Linked DNA regions of Homo sapiens: region 2 is linked to region 1. A link is a contact called in ENCODE Hi-C or POLR2A ChIA-PET data. All regions are on one chromosome and are shown on one strand. The core of a region is the stretch at or near the end of the contact, and the rest is flanking DNA. Distances in the headings are between cores, read along the strand shown. Region 1 overlaps R3HDM2 (R3H domain containing 2). Region 2 holds the start of INHBE (inhibin subunit beta E).

What was found. Hi-C counts contacts between places; a loop is a spot of excess contacts on that map. ChIA-PET counts read pairs that join two places held with the same protein, here RNA polymerase II (POLR2A). Pooled maps may share reads with other maps.
Region 2: a map of gastrocnemius medialis shows a loop between it and region 1 (2.4-fold over the local background). The contact joins the promoter of INHBE here to the enhancer-like site in region 1. A Hi-C loop is called at or near these places in 2 of 168 maps with a recorded cell type or tissue (CD4-positive, alpha-beta T cell and gastrocnemius medialis), 1 of 37 single-sample maps with no recorded cell type and 2 of 50 pooled maps. POLR2A ChIA-PET finds 5 or more read pairs at or near these places in 19 of 52 experiments (A549, AG04450, CD4-positive, alpha-beta memory T cell and 12 more).

What each region holds. Positions count from the first base shown.
Region 1 is chr12:57,416,603-57,420,055 of GRCh38, reverse strand. All of the region lies in intron 1 of R3HDM2 (R3H domain containing 2), which reads left to right. Among named protein-coding and RNA genes, the nearest start is that of R3HDM2, 13 kb to the left of the region's middle. Within about 2 kb of position 1,680, at least 4 of the 41 ENCODE cell types and tissues checked have a DNase peak (open chromatin) inside an H3K27ac peak, as active enhancers do.
Region 2 is chr12:57,453,531-57,456,983 of GRCh38, reverse strand. It overlaps INHBE (inhibin subunit beta E), which reads right to left and starts at 1,677. Exons shown (of 2, transcript NM_031479.5): 1 at 1,150-1,677; 2 at 1-890. The coding sequence starts at 1,447. The coding sequence ends at 136. RefSeq lists an enhancer at 1,704-1,998.

The DNA of each region.
Region 1 (3,453 bases), core at 431-2,930:
AATGTTTGGTATCTAAACAAAGGAATTTGAGAGAGTTTCTGCCTTATGACCTTTATATTACTTGTGATGTAGGAGACTTATTTTTTTGGGTCAGGGAGCTGATGTCTTAGCGTAAGGCAGGTTGGTTGAATAGGGGCCTTGAGAAGAGAGGCAAGTTCGAATAGCTGTTGAGAGAGTGGGAGAGATAGCTGCTGAGGGTACTTGTATGGCTAGGCAGGCAAAGATATCATGGGGTAGTGTAAAGGTGGGGGAGCATTTCAAGCAGATACAATAGCCTGGGCAAAGACCTAGAGGTATTAAAGAATATGGTATGAGGCTGGGCACGGTGGCTTACACCTGTAATCCTAGTGCCTTGGGAGGTCAAGGCGGGAGAATTACATCATGTCAGGAGTTTGAAAGCAATCTGGGCAACATTGTGAGACACCCACCTCTACCAGAAGTTAAAGCAATTAGCTGGATGTGGTGGCATGCACCTTTTATCCCAGCTACTTGAGAGATAGGTGGGAGGATCACTTGAGCCCAGGAGTTTGAGGTTGCAGTGAGCTATGATTGCACCACTGTACCCCAGGCTGGTCAACAGAGTGAGACCCTGTCTCTAAAAAAAAAAAAAGATGGCCAGATACAGTGGCTCATGCCTGTAATCTCAGCACTTTGGGAGGCTGAGGCGGGCAGATCATGAGATCAGGAGTTCAAGACCAGCCTGGCCAACCTGATAAAACCCTGTCTCAACTAAAAATACAAAAAATTAGCCAGGCATGGTGGCACTTGCCTGTAATCGTAGGTGCTGGGGAGGCTGAGGCACAAGAATCTCTTGAACCCTGGAGGCGGAGGTTGCAGTGAGCCGAGATCACTCCACTGTACTCCAGCTTGGGTGACAGAGCAAGAATCCGTATCAAAAAAAAAAAAAAAAAGGAAAGGAGAATATGGATGGTATATATGGGGCAGTATTTTGAATGACTGAAGAGAAAGATATATTTAGGGCCTGATTTTATGGTGGGCTTTACAAGCTATATTAAGAAATTTGGCATATGAGACAAAGGTGAACTGAAGATTTTTAATCAGAGAAATGAAATGATTATTTTGTATTTTACAAAGGAAACTGGCAGCAATTTGAAGAAATACTTATACTGGATTTAGAGTAGAGGGAGTGACACTGGTTAGGAGGCTATTGTAGTCTATATAAGAGATACTGAGGCCGAGTGCAGTGACTCATGCCTGTTATCCCAGGACTTTGGGAGGTTAAGGCGGGCAGATCACCTGAAGTCAGAGTTTGAGATCACTATGGCCAATATGGTGAAACCCCATCTCTACCAAAAATACACACAAAAAATTAGCTGGGCGTGGTGGTGGGTGCCTGTAATCCCAGCTACTGGGGAGGCTGAGGCAGGAGAATCACTTGAACCGGGGAGACAGAGGTTGCGGTGAGCTGAGATCGCACCACTGTACTCCAGCCTGGACGACAGAGACTCCATTTACAAAAAAAAAAAAAAAGAAGATATCAAAGTCAGGGTAGCCTAGAGTATGCTGGGTAAAAAACAGTCTCCATATCTCAGTAGCTTGAAACAATTAGTTTCCTTTCCACTGTCACTACATGTCCATCAAAGATAGGCTAAAGACTTTTAGTTGTACAAGGACAAAGACCAACGGCAGCCTGCGCAACCACCGTTGGGAATATTGCCAGTTGCTCTGCTGAAGGCAAAAGAAAGCTCTGGAGGCCTTGCCCCGTTAACTAAATGTTCTGCGCAGAAGTAATGAGAATAGAGGAGAGGAATCAGAGCTGAAAAGAGCAGATGAATGTGAGATGGTTCCAGAATTTGGAGATTGTTTAAATGTGGGAAGAGGGGAGGAATTGTGGATGGATGACGCTCAGGTTTGTGTCTTGGGCAAACTGGGTGGTGTTGCTTACTGAGATAAGAAAAGGGTAGGTTTGGGATTAGAGGAAATGTTGGTAGAGAGTTCACTTTTGGAAATGTCTAGCAGCTAGTTGTCTAAATGGATCTGGAGTGCTAGAGAGAGGCAGGGGTATTTAGATTTGGAAGTAGTCTCCACAAGAAGGTTTAATCTGTGATAGGGAACAGGGTTACTCAGGGCAAACTTAAGAAAGTGATAGGAGAGTTGACATCGAGCCCCAGGAAATACCAGAATTTTAGGAACACTCCTGGCCTGATAGCATTGGATTTTAATGTTAAGATTGACATTTTTGGGACCAAGGTAGCCTATGCCCATTCCTGACAGATAACCCAGTAATATTTTGAGGAAGGAGCAAACATAAGCTGGTAAGCTACATTTCCCATCACGTGCTATATTCTTTAGAGAATGTTAGTTCTCACTTACTTGTGCCAGTGGAGGACTGTTATTGGTCCTTGGATGGAATGCATTATAATTCTTTGATTTTGGATATATTTGGCAAAAATTTTGACAGTGACCTGTAAGTTGCCAAGACATACAAAAAAAGAACAAATAATGTGATAATGTCATGGGAGTATAGTAACAAATTATACATATTAGATCATTTAATCCTCAGAATAATAATCCTCATGGAATAGTATTGTATTATTCCCATTTCACAGTGAGGCTTAGGGAAGTTAGGTTAGATTATATGACCATCATCATGTGGCCAGGATATAAACCCAGTTTCATGTGGAAGTCTCTCTCTTTTTTTTTTTTTTTTGAAATGGAATTTTGCCCCGTAGCCCAGGCTGGAGTGCAGTGGCGGGATTTCTACTCACTGCAACATCCGGTTCCTGGGCTCAATCGATTCTCCTGCCTCAGCCTCCCAAGTAGCTGGGATTACAGGCCTAATTTTGTATTTTTAGTAGAGATGGGGATTTACCATGTTGGTCAGGCTGGTCTCAAACTCTTGACCTAAGGTGATCCACCCACCTTGGCCTCCCAAAGTGCTGGGATTACCTAGGCTTTTTTTGTTTTTGTTGTTGTTGAGACAGAGTCTCATTCTGTCGCCCAGGCTGGAGTGCAGTGGTGGGATCTCGGCTCACTGCAACCTCCGCCTCCTGGGTTCAAGCAATTCTCTTGTCTCAGCCTGCCTCAGCTTCCTGAGTAGCTGGGACTACAGGTGCCCGCCACCACGCCTGGCTAATTTGTATTTTTAGTAGAGATGGGGTTTCACCATGTTGGCCAGGCTGGTCTTGATCTCCTGACCTCATGACCTGCCCTCCTTGGCCTCCCAAAGTGCTGGGATTACAAGTGTGAGTCACCATGCCCAGCTGGCTTTTTTTTGTGGGGCGGGGGGGACAGAGTCTCACTCTGTTGCCCAGGCTGGAGTGCAGTGGCGCAGTCTCAGCTCACTGCAACCTCCGCCTCTCAGATTCAAGTGATTTTCCTGCCTCATCCTCTCGAGTAGCTGGGACTACAGGCATGTGCCACCACTGCCGGCTAATTTTTTGTATTTTTAGTAGAGACAGGGTTTCACCTTGTTGCCCAGGCTGGTCTTGA
Region 2 (3,453 bases), core at 428-2,927, 37 kb before region 1:
GGTCAAGTGAGTCATATTGCCAGGTGGTTGTTGGGTTGGGGTGTGGATCAGGAATCTGATGCCTCCAGTCACAGATGCCCTGTGCCTGGGAAACTTCATCTTGGTCTCTTCACTCCAAAGCCCCAGGTCCTCTTGCTAGCTGCAGCCACAGGCCTCCACCACCATATCTGGCACATCCGTCTTGACCACATTGCCATTATGATCCAGGTAGAGGAGAGAGAGGGGCCTTCGGGCAGTAGGGACACAACAGGAGGTACTGGCAGGCCAAGGATTGTTGGCTTTGAGGAGGCTGAAGACGGCAGAATGGAAAGAGGCAGCAATGCCTGGGCTGCCAGCCAGGTGGGGAGGGCACTGCCCACTGCAGTAATTCAGCTGGTACCCCTCGGGCTGCAGTATCCAGTCCCGCCATCCCAGTTCCTGGAAGTCTACGTAATGGTCTCGCCTGCAACATAAGGGGGTCGCAGGCTCACAGGTGGGGGTCCTCCTCCTGGCCCGGCCTGCTCCAGGCTCATTGGCTCGGATCTTAAGCTCTAGGAAGGGCTGCTGGTGTCCTGCTGTGTCCAAGAGCCGCCTCGGTTGTCCAGTAACTGTGCTGTTGCCTTCTAGGGGTCTGCAGTCTAGTTGCAGTTTCAGGACACCAGACTTCTCACCCCTCAAGCCACTAGAGGGCAGAGTTAAGGTATGCCAGCCCAGGTTGGTGATGTGGTGCTCAGCCAGGAGAGTGCGGGACCCTTGGCGCCTCCTCCTTGGTCCCCATCGGAAGATCCTCAAGCAAAGAGTGCCAGGAAGGGTGGGGAGCACGTGCAGCCACAGGCGGGCATGGTACAGGTGGTGGGACCGAGGAGTGGACAGGTGAAAAGTGAGCAGGGAGCTGTAGGCTGAAGTGGAGTCTGCCCGAAAGACAGAAAAGGGAAAGAAAATGTGAGTAGAGATGAAGCTCTCCTCTGAGACTCCCCAAGCCCTGCCCACTGCTCTCCCTCGAACCTACCTCTAGAAAAGTAGAGACTGCTTTGTGTCCTCTGCAACCAGTCCCTGCCCCAGCTCCTCCTTCTCCTGCCACACCCCACTCCCTCTGCTGCTCCTGCCAGGCTCCCCTTCTGCCTCCCTTTCCCTGTCTGCTCTTTGCCTGTTGCTCTCTCCCTCACCCACCTGTGACAGTAGCAAAGCTGATGACCTCCTCCCCATTCCCTGGAGCCACACTCCCTGGCTGTAGTCTCCGGAGGGCTCTGGTCAGCGCTGCCTGGGGTGGAGGATGAGTTATTCTGGGACGACTGGTCAGGTGCAACCCATCCAGGATTTGCTGCTTGGCTAGCTCCAGCACCAGAGCTCGTTCTGCTTGGGGTGCCAGTTTGGAGCCCCCACAGGAGGGACACACAGACCCTGTCCCCTGTGCTCGCACCAGTGCCCACAGCAGCACCAGCCAGAGCTGGACATCAGGGAGCCGCATGCTCCTGGTGAATGGCCCTGGTTCAGGAGCCTCGGATGGCAGTTGCTCCGTCTGTTGAGTCTGATTGCTGGGGGCCAATGAGGGCACAGTGACAGCAGACACCACTGCCACACCTACCCTTGGCCAAGGGTACAGCCACCTGTCTTCTATTGTCTGGGACTCAGGAAGGCTGAAAGTAGATCATCTGATGGATAGCTGTGCTTGACCCTCACAGCTCATGTCTGGCTACTGACCTGGGGCCTCTTTAGAGCCAGCTGCCTGGGTCTTCCAAACCTAGTGGTCAGCCAGCCGACCTACCCTCTGAGTCCCAGGATTGGCCAGCTGTGCTGCCCATCAGGCCCCTGCAGGGGGTGGAGGTCCTCCTCCCCATCAGCTCAGGTTTCACCATCTGGCCATGGTGACTGGGCCTGAAGTAGGGGTATGGGGGTGGGGGGGTGCAATGTGGACACGCATGATGCAAGAAAGAGGATGATTTCACATGCTCAGTCCCCAAGGTCTGGGACTTGGGGGAGGGAACGCCTTATGAGCCAGGTGGGGAAGGGCAATTTTCCCTCATACCTCTAGTCTTTCTAGCTTCACCACTGCTGCAGCAGTTTCCATGAGGCAGCTGTGAGTTCCAGTGGGTATTCCTCTGGGGCCCTTAGGCCAGAAGGAAAATTCTGGTCTCTTTATTTCTAGCACTGGGGCTAGGACAGGGATGAGGGTTTGGGCGGGTAGGAGAATGGAGCCCTCTTGCTCAGGCCCAGGTGGCAGTGCCACGAGGCACAGAAGTCACCCCCTGACCCTGCCTGTGCTGGCCGCCCAGAGTCCAGTTGGCCTGGAGCATGATGTGGAGCATGATGTGGAGGAGGGCCAGAGCCGGCGGGGGTTGGGGCGGGGAACGTGTTCCTGTGATGTCTGGGGAAGCCCAGAGAGGTGGTGGTGGTGGTGATGCAATCTTACACAGGGCAGAGTCCATCAGGACTGTCAGGGGGCATGACACTTGGGAGGGCCTATACCCAGCTGCCACTTCTCTTTCAAGGGACTGTGAGAGTTGCCTAAATTTGGGGCATCCTAGAAGTAGTGCCAGGCCTCCTTTTTTTCTTACATTTTTAAAATTTAAATTTTATTTTATTTTACTGAGGTAAGGTCTCAATCTGTTGTTCAGGCTGGAGTGTAGTGGCACAATCATAGCTCACTGCAGCCTTGAATTCCTGGGCTCAGACAATCCTTCTGCCTCAGCCTCCTTAGTAGTTGGGACTACAGGTGCGCACCACCACACCTGGCTAATTTTTAAATTTCCCACAGAGACAGGGTCTCGCTATGTTGCCCAGGCTGGTCTTGAACTCCTGGGCTCAAGCAATCCACTTGCCTCAGCCTCCTAAAGTGCTGAGGTTACAGGCGTGAGCCACCGCACCACCCTTCAGGCCTGTTAATGGGGGTAGAAAATGGGAGCTCTAAGAGCTTTTGACAACAAAGCAAGGCAAATACAGCAGTCTTGGTTCCCAGTCTCAGCCCTCCTGACCACATTTTCTCACTGTCTTTATTTTATTTTATTTTATTTTATTTTTTGAGGCTGAGTCTCGCTCTGTCGCCCAGGCTGGAGTGCAGTGGCACAATCTCGGCTCACTGCAAGCTCCACCTCCCGGGTTCACACCATTCTTCTGCCTCAGCCTCCCGAGTCGCTGGGACTACAGGTGCCAGCCACCACGCCCGGCTAGTTTTTTGCATTTTTAGTAGAGACGGGGTTTCACTGTGTTAGCCAGGATGGTCTCCATCTCCCGACCTCATGATCTGCCCGCCTCGGCCTCCCAAAGTGCTGGGATTACAGGCATGAGCCACCGCACCTGACCTATTTTTTATTTTATTTTTTATGTTTTTGAGACAGGGTCTTACTCTGTCATCCAGGCTGGAGTGTGGTGGCCTGATCACAGCTCACTGCAGCCTTGACCTCCTGGGTTAAGTGATTCTTCCACCTCAGCTTCCAGAGTAGCTAAGTCTACAGGTGCGTGCCACCACACCAACCA